Regions from separate parts of the Homo sapiens genome. Here region 1 is linked to region 2. A link is a contact called in ENCODE Hi-C or POLR2A ChIA-PET data. All regions are on one chromosome and are shown on one strand. The core of a region is the stretch at or near the end of the contact, and the rest is flanking DNA. Distances in the headings are between cores, read along the strand shown. Region 1 holds the start of GALNT11 (polypeptide N-acetylgalactosaminyltransferase 11). Region 2 holds the start of LINC01003 (long intergenic non-protein coding RNA 1003).

The links. A loop is a pair of places that touch in the nucleus more often than their neighbours do. ChIA-PET counts read pairs that join two places held with the same protein, here RNA polymerase II (POLR2A). Pooled maps may share reads with other maps.
Region 1: a map of B cell shows a loop between it and region 2 (11-fold over the local background). The contact joins the promoter of GALNT11 here to the promoter of LINC01003 in region 2. A Hi-C loop is called at or near these places in 4 of 168 maps with a recorded cell type or tissue (B cell, CD4-positive, alpha-beta memory T cell, ascending aorta and 1 more), 9 of 37 single-sample maps with no recorded cell type and 22 of 50 pooled maps. POLR2A ChIA-PET finds 5 or more read pairs at or near these places in 1 of 52 experiments (activated CD4-positive, alpha-beta T cell).

Annotation. Positions count from the first base shown.
Region 1 is chr7:152,024,354-152,028,631 of GRCh38, reverse strand. It overlaps GALNT11 (polypeptide N-acetylgalactosaminyltransferase 11), which reads right to left and starts at 2,958. Exons shown (of 12, transcript NM_022087.4): 1 at 2,748-2,958. RefSeq lists silencers at 2,424-3,123, 3,974-4,268.
Region 2 is chr7:152,460,892-152,465,373 of GRCh38, reverse strand. It overlaps LINC01003 (long intergenic non-protein coding RNA 1003), which reads right to left and starts at 1,250. Exons shown (of 1, transcript NR_027387.1): 1 at 1-1,250. RefSeq lists enhancers at 325-824, 825-1,326 and a silencer at 599-1,618.

The DNA.
Region 1 (4,278 bases), core at 1,709-4,208, 440 kb after region 2:
AGAACTACTCTGTCTAAAGGATTGTAAATGCACCAATCAGGGCTCTGTGTCTAGCTAAAGGTTTGTAAACACACCAATCAGTGCTCTGTGTCTAGCTAATCGGGTAGGGGACTTGGAGAACTTTTCAGTCTAGCTAAAGGATTGTAAATGCACCAATCAGTGCTCTGTGACTAGCTAACTGGGTAGCAGACTTGGAGAACTTTTCTGTCTAGCTAAAGGATTGTAAATGCACCAATCAGCGCTCTGTGTCTAGCTAAAGGTTTGTAAACGCACCAATCAGCACTCTGTAAAAACCGACCAATTAGCACTCTGTAAAACAGACCAATCAGCACTCTGTAAAACAGAGCAATCAGCACTCTAAAATGGACTAATCAGCTCTCTGTAAAATGGACCAATCAGCAGGATGTGGGTGGGGCCAAATAAGGGAATAAAAGCAGGCCACTGGAGCCAGCAGCGGCAACCTGCTCGGGTCCCCTTCCATGCTGTGGAAGCTTTGCTCTTTCATTCTTTGCAATAAATCTTGCTGCTGCTCACTCTTTGGGTCTGCACTAACTTTATGAGCTGTAACACTGACTGTGAAGGTCTGTGGCTTCACTCCTGAAGTCAGTGAGACCACAAACCTACTGCGAGGAACAAACAACTCTCGACATGCCACCTTTAAGACCTGTAACACTCACTGCGAAGGTCTGCAGGTTGACTCCTGAAGTCAGTGAGCTCATGAACCCACTGGGAGGAAAAAACAACTCCAGACGTGCCACCTTTAAGAGCTGTAACACTCACTGCAAAGGTCTGCGGCTTCATCCCTGAAGTCAGCAAGACCACGAACCCACCAGAAGGAAGAAACTCTGGACACATCTGAACATCAGAAGGAACAAACTCTCGACATACCATCTTTAAGAACTGTAACACTCACCGCGACAGTCCGTGGCTTCATTCTTGAAGTCAGCGAGACCAAGAATCCACTGGAAGGAACCAATTCCGGACACATTTACGCAGCAGCCACGTCAGACTGGGACACTTCCTGCTTACAGAGGACTATAAAACCCCTTCCTCACTTGGGGCTGATGCTATTATAAAACCCATTCCTCACTTGGGGCTGATGCCATTTAGGCATAAACCCGTCTGCACCCAGGCGCTTATTAAAACAGCATGTTGCTCCACACCGCCTCATGTCGTGGGGGTTGTTGGTGCGTCATCGGGGTTCAAACCAATACAAGAGCCTTGCAGGTTGTTTGTAGCACTAACAAAGGATAAATGCTTGAGAAGATGGATACCCTGCTTATCCTGATGTGATTATGCATTCTATGCCATATCAAATATCTCATGTACCTATAAATACATATGCCTACTATGTACCCACAAAAATTAAAAATAAATTTTTTTGAGATGGAGTCTCGCTCTGTCACCCAGGATGGAGTGCAGTGGCGTGATCTCGGCTCACTGCAAGCTCTGCCTCCTCGATTCACGCCATTCTCCTGCCTCAGCCTCCCAAGTAGCTGGGATTACAGGCGCCTGCCACCACGCCCGGCTTATTTTTTGTATTTTTAGTAGAGACGGGATTTCACCGTGTTAGCCAGGATGGTCTTGATCTCCTGACCTCGTGATCCGCTCGCCTTGGCCTTCCAAAGTGCTGGGATTACAGGCGTGAGCCACCGCACCCGGCTAATAAAAAAATTTTTAAAGAGATTTATTCTGAGCGAAATGAGTGTCTATGGCCCATGACACTGCCCTCAAGAGATCCTGAGAGCATGTACCCAAGGTGGTGGGGGCACAGCCTAGTTTTATACATTGTAGGGGAACATGAGTCTTCAATCAAATACAGGTATAGACTAGTTCGGGCAGGAAAGGTGGGACAACTCAAAGTGGCGGCTTCCAGGTCATGGGTAAGATGAGAGACAAACGGCTACATTCTTTTGAGCCTCTGCTCTGCCTTTTACTGAACACACAATTTACGCCATGGGGCAGGCAGAGGAATAGCCACTTGTGCCTTAGTCTGGCTCAGTGAATCTGCATTTTTACATAAATACAGGGCAGAGGAAGCCGTCAGACATGCATCTGTCTCAGGTGAGCAGAAGGATGACTTGAGTTCTGTCCCTGTTCCTCACCTGCGAAGACAAGCTGTCAATTTACACTGCCAGGGTGCAATTCCACACAACTGTTTCAGGGTAAAGATGTGGAGGTCCACAGCGAATTTCCTCCTGGCCAAAGGGTGAGGGAGCTGTGTGGCTTTTTATCTTTGCAGCTGTCTTAGGAACAAAACTTAGGGGCAGGTTTGCCTGACGCAGCTCCCAGCTTGACTTTGGCTTAGTGATTTGGGGTCCCGAGATTAAATTTCCTTCCACACTATTCTCCCTAGTTTTGTGTATGTGTGAACTATTCTATTTCTGGGCACTTTTAATTTTAAAAAGTGGACAATACTGATCTGGACTTCATTTTAGGAAATGCTGGGGGAGGCTGCAGGATCAGGTGTGCCTCCGTCCTAAATACGCGAAAACGAGGCCAGCGCCCTGGTCCTCGCCCCCACGCCCGCGAACAAGCCTCAGGAGACGCTGGGGGAGGCGCGGGGGCAGCGGCGTCTCCCGGAGACACGAGCCTCGCCCAGGGGGCGTGCGGGAGCCCAGGACCCGCGGGGAGCCAGGCGCTGCCCCGCCGCCGCCCCCAGCCTGCCCAGGCCCCGCGCGCCGCCGCCGCCGCAGCTCTCGAGGTGCTGAGGGACGCCGGGAGGCCGCCGCCTAGAGGGTACTCACCGCCTTGCCCGCAGCCCAGGATCGCCGCCTTCTGGGACTCGGGCTGCGGCATCTTCTCTCCCGCCACAGCCCCAGTCCGACCCGCAGGAGCGGCGCGGGCTGAACTGCCCCGGGGCCCAGCAGCCAGGCGTCGCGCAGGCGCTGGGCGCAGTGGCGGCCGCGCCTCCTCAGGCCCAGGGCCCTCGCCCAGTCCCCGAGCCGCTGCCTCCGCCCAGCGCCGCGCGTCCGCCGGCGCCGCGTGACAGGCGGCCCCGCCCCCGCGCCGCGGTGACGAAACCTCTCGCTGCCCTGACGTCACCGGCCGCCGCGCGCTGAGTCCTCCCTAGCGTTCGCGCAGAGGCGCCGCGCGTGGCCTGGCTCCTGTTGTCTGTCACCCGCGGTCTCAAAAGACCCCATTAATGACAAATGCCCTGCCTGTGGCCCCGGCTACTCCGGAGGCTGAGGCGGGAGCAGCGCTTGAGCCCGGGAGCTCTGCGCTGTATGCGCTGTGCCCATTGCGCGGCGACACGCATCTGTGTTCCGCATCGGTGTGGTGACCTCCCGGGAGCAGGGACCACCAGGTTCCCCAAGGAGTGGGGAACTGGCCCAGCTCGGAAACCGGGCAGGGCAAAACTCCTGTGCTGATCGGTAGCGGGATCGCGCCTGTGAATAGCCACTGCCCTCCAGCCTGGGCAATACAGCGAGACCCCATAAGTGAAAAAAAAAAAAAAAGACAAATGCCCTTAAACATATTAAAAGAAGTTAAACGCCACTTGTGATAGAAGAAAATGTAGATTAAGGTGTAAAGAGAGAAGTGGTGAAAAAAACACTCATACCTTGGTGATAATAGTGCAATGTATACAAATACCATAAAAGGGGAATTGGCAATTTTTAAGAAAAATGGTGTGGGCATTCATCTTTGGCCAATAATGCCAAGTTATATTGAAGAATATCTTAATACTAATCTTCTTTGCATTTCTGAAATAAATCCCACTTGGTTAAGAATATTTTTGAACTTTTTTAAAGAACTCATTGCTTCACAATTAAAGTCTGATGGGGTACACGCGTAGCAATGGAGGAACTTCTACAGCTACTATAAATTAAAGAGCACCACCTGAACCAAAGTAGTGGCCTTCTTGAGCTGAACTGAGCTAACCACATTCCCCAGCCCCTCTTCCACAGATACCCCATGGGGTTGTCAGGGTGTAGGGGATGCCATGTTGTACCACCCAGGTTTCCCCTTAAGGACTGAGGACTCATTTCTCCAGTTGTTGGGTGTGTAGGCCGCTGATGGCCCCCAGCTGAGTCTTGTGGCCACTTCCCTCAGCCAAAGAGAACTGCTGCTGGGTGCCAAGTTGAATGCTTTTGACTCCTTCTACCATGCTTGTGTCTTGATTGGAGATTGACAGATATTTCAGGTACTGGTTTCTCTTGCAAGGGCAGTGCAGACAGCACACAGGTATCTTTGCCCAGTTTCCTTCAATGGTTGCAGCTCATGTAAAATATACATAGTATAATATCAAATAAGCGTCATTGGGGATCAATCCTGCTG
Region 2 (4,482 bases), core at 1-2,500:
ATGTCTGAAAATGAAGTATTTTTATCTGTTCCGAAACGCCATAATATTGCAAAGAAGCATTTCAAATTATTGTTGTGTGAAATGTTCAAATTTAGCATTCAAATTTAGCGTTTTCCCACATTTTACCCTTCAATTTACACAATTTGGAAGAAGAGTAGATGAGTTGGTCATTGTTACTTAAAACAATGCGTCACCTTGTTAGGGAAAGAAATTAACATAATGGTCAAGGAGTGATAATTAAACAGAACATGACATTTGCTGTCCATTCAATGTTAAAGTTCTAAGCAAATTAGCATGGAGAAAAGGGATGGGTAGAAATAATAACAGAGCACTAGTTGATTAGTCCGCCTCCACATCCACGCTGCAGGCGTTGGACAGATCCGGCTTTACTGAGTCCACCATGCAGGGAAATGGACGCGCGGGCTAAGCGGAATCCCAGGGGCGCGATCGCACCGGCTGGCGTTCCAGCAAACCCTGCATCCCAGGCCCTGGATTCAGGCTGCCTTCTGAGTCTTTGACTTATTTTCCTTTGCCTGGAAACAGAACGCCGCGGTCCGTACCGGAGAGGGAGAAAGTGCAGGACGACCCGCCGGGAAGACCCGAGCGCGTGCGCCTTCCCCGCGGCTCCACGGGCACAAAACGGTGGCTCCGGAGCTCCTAGACCCAGGCAGCCCCAGCTGCGCGCGCGCCTCCCCCCGAGCGCGGCCGGGCTCCCGCGGGAAACAAGCGACCGCGGCACGCGTGGGCGCGGCGGGTGGGTGCCGGCGCCAGGTTCCTCCCGGCTCCCCACTGCGGATCCTCGCGGCTCCTCCCGGCTCCGCCCAGCGGCTCACCCCGCGGACGGGGATCCCTCCGCCCACCGCCGGCCCTTCCGCGCCAAGTAGTGCGACCCCGGCCCCCGCAGCTTCCGCCAACCCAGGCTCGCGAGGACGAGTCCACGGTCGCGGGCGAGAAGGAGCGACGCAGAGACGGCCGGGGGCGCGGGGCAGTCCCGAGGTTTTCCCCGCGAGGCCGCGGGGGGTCTCCCAGTGGCCAGGGAGAGAGCGCGCCCAGGTCCGCGGAACCACGGCTCCTGCCGCGGCGAGCGGGCCGGGAGTCTACGGTCGGGGCAGAGCCGCCCGGGAAGCCGCGCGAGGACGGCGGCCGGCGGCCGGCGGCGGAGGCAGGTGTCCCGAGGCCTGCCCCACCCCCACTACCGCGGGCAGGAAGAGGAAGGAGCCGCGGCCGTGCCTGGCGGGCGGGGGTGCCCGACCCGCGGAGCGCGTGACCTAGTTCGTCCCAAAGTGGATTTGACAGGTTGTCAGCTCCACTCCCCGCCCCCACCGCCTTCCGGGTCTCCCTCCTCTCGGGGGGAGGCCCACCGCCCGCGGTCCTCGGCTCGGCCTCCCATTGGCTCTCTCGCCGCCTGGCGCCCCGCCCTCTCGGTATCACCCTTCCATTGGCTTGGGACCCCGCCCCTGCCCCTAACTCACCCTCCCACTGGCTTCGTGCCGCCTGGCACCCCGCCTCAGCCCAGAGGACCCGGCCCGCCCTCCCATTGGCCTCGCACCGCCTAATTCCCCGCCCTCGCCCCGGCCCGCCCTCCCATTGGCGTCGTTTCGCCTAGTGCCCCGCCCTCGCCCCGGCCCGCCCTCCCATTGGCCTCGAGCCGCCTGGCGCCCCGCCCCTTCCGCGGGCCCCGCTCCCAGCGCAGCCCGGCTCTCTGCTTGTCTGCGGGTTCCTGCGGGCGTTCCTCAGTGTCTGCCTTCTTCCTTCCCTCTTGAGTGTTGCTCCTCTTCCTCTCCTTTTTTCCATGTCTCTCCTTTTTCTGATCTCCTCCCGTTTCGGCAGCCCGAGCGCTCTTGCCCGGTTGCACCCCGCAGCCTGAGCTGGGCTCCCGGTGCCGGCTGCCTGAGCTCCAGGACCTGCCCTGGGGCCCCCTACAACCTTCCCGCCGCTCCCGGAACCTGACCCCTCTGTGCTTCACTTCTCGGTTTTCTTCCCTGAAATAAGCAGCAGCGAATCCCTTCTCCAGGTTTTCTCATGTGTTCAGTCTGCAAGGCTTCTCCCTTTCTCCACCCTGCGCCTCGGTTTCTCCCCCGCTTCCCCGCCCTCCCTAAACTCAGCCAAGTGGAACAGATCTCCCAGCAAAACAAGGCAGAGGGCGAGGATAAAAATGATAAATGTCAATATCAACATTTTTATTGCTTTAGGTTTTTAAAACAGAAAATTAGCAGGAACGCCCAGATCGACCCAGACCTAGGATCAAGATGGAGTTTCTTAAAGTACCAAGTGAGACTGCAGTGACAAAGTCGATTATCCCAGCAATATAATCAGCTTTGCCTGGGGAATTTACTTTTACTTTGTTTTTATTTGTTTGTTTGCTTTGAGATGGAGTCTCGCTCTGTCGCCCAGGCTAGAGTGCAGTGGCGCGATCTCAGCTCACTGCAACCTCCGTCTCCTGGGTTCAAGCAATTCTCCTGCCTCAGCCTCCCAAATAGCTGGGAGTACAGGCGCCCACCACCATGCCCAGCTAATTTTTGCATTTTTAGTAGAGACGGGGTTTCTCCATGTTGGTCAGGCTGGTCTCGAATTCCTGACCTCAGGTGATCCGCCCGCTTCGACCTCCCAAAGTGCTGGGATTACAGGCGTGAGCCACTGCGCCCGGCCTACTTTTAGTTTATGCAGTATTCTGGCGATTTAAAGTTTGTATTTTTTTTTTAATTTTCTGAGCTCGTTTTGTAAATGGCTGCTCTTGAACGTAAGGATAAATTGACTGATGAGGCTGAGGTTTGGAGCCAATCCCCGCACAAGGCATTTGGCATCAAACACGAGAAACCCTTGGCTATTCAAATGAGGAAACTCAAGTAACTTTCCCAGGGTCACTAAAGTCGGAGACCTCAAACGTGGACCCAGGTCAGGCTCCAGAGGTCCACCAGGACGACCCATCATGGCTCATGAATGTATCCGTAAAAATGGCAGAACTGCTCTTTCCAGCTGCCTTCCTACCTATCATGGGGGTCCTAACCGAGCTCCCCATCATGACATTCAAGGCCTACCTTATAGGATCCCTGCCTTACAGGAGCAGTTTCAGTGCAGCAGGCACACTGACCACCTTTCTGCCAAGACCTTTTTGCCAGAGGGCCTTTGCACTTGAATTTCTTTAGACTTTTCGCCTGGCTTAGCTCGTCTGTCACCTTGGGGAGGCATTTTTCTTTCTTTCTTTGTTTCTTTCTCCTTTTTTTTTTTTTGAAACGGAGTCTTGCCCTGTCGCCCAGGCTGGAGTGCAATGGTGCGATTTCAGCTCACTGCAACCTCCGCCTTCCAGGTTTAAGCGATTCTCCTGCCTCAGCCTCCTGAGTAGCTGTGATTACAGGCACGTGCCACCAACCCTGGCTAATTTTTGTATTTTTAGTAGAGATGGGGTTTCACGATGTTGGCCAGGCTGGTCTCAAACTCCTTCACCTCAGCTTACAGGTGTGAACCACTGGGCCCAGCCTCTCCTCTCTTCCCTGCTCCCCTCCCCTCCCCTTCCCTCTTCTCTCTCTTTTCTTTATTTTTCTTTCTTTCTTCCTTTCTTCCTTCGTTTCTTCGTTTCTTCCTCCTTTCCTTTCCTTTTCCTTTTTTTGAGATGGAGTCTCACTCTGTCGCCCATGCTTGGCTCACTGCAACCTCTGCCTCCCAGGTTCAAGTGATTCTCCTGCCTCAGCCTCCCTAGTAGCTGGGATTACAGGTGCCTGCCACCACACCCAGCTAATTTTTGTATTTTTAGTAGAGACAGGGTTTCGCCATGTTGGTCAGGCTGGTCTCGAACTCCTGACCTCAAGTGATCTGCCCACCTCAGCCTCCCAAAGTGTTGGGATTACAGGCATGAGCCACTGCACCTGGCCTCTTTTTCTTTTTTCTTTCTTTCTCTTTCTTTCTCTTTCTTTCTTTTTTTTTTTTTTTTTTTTTTTTTTTTTTGAGACAGGGTCTCTCTCTGTTGCCAAGGCTCCAAGGCTGGAGTGCAGTGGTGCAATCTCGGCTCACTACAGCTTTGACCTCCTGGGCTCAAGTGATCCTCCCACCTCAGCCTCCCAAGTAGTGGGGACTACAGGTATGCACCACCACACCTGGCTAATTTTTTTAATTTTAATTTAATTTAATTAATTTATTTATTTTGAGACAGAGTCTTGCTCTTTCACCCAGGCTGGGGTGCAGTGGCATGATCTCGGCTCACTGCAACCTCCACCTCCTGGGTTCAAGTGATTCTCCTGTTTCAGCCTCCCAAGTAGCTGGGATTACAAACACCCACCATGGTGCCCAGTTAATTTTTGTATTTTTAGTAGAGACGGGGTTTCACCATGTTGGCCAGTCTGGTCTTGAACTCCTGAGCTCTACCTGCTTTGGCCTCCCAAAGTGCTGGGATTACAGGCATGAGCCATGGCACCCAGCCAATTTTTTTTGTCTTTTTTTTTTTTTTTGTGGAGTCTGGGTTTCACATGGTGAAACCCCAGGCTGGTC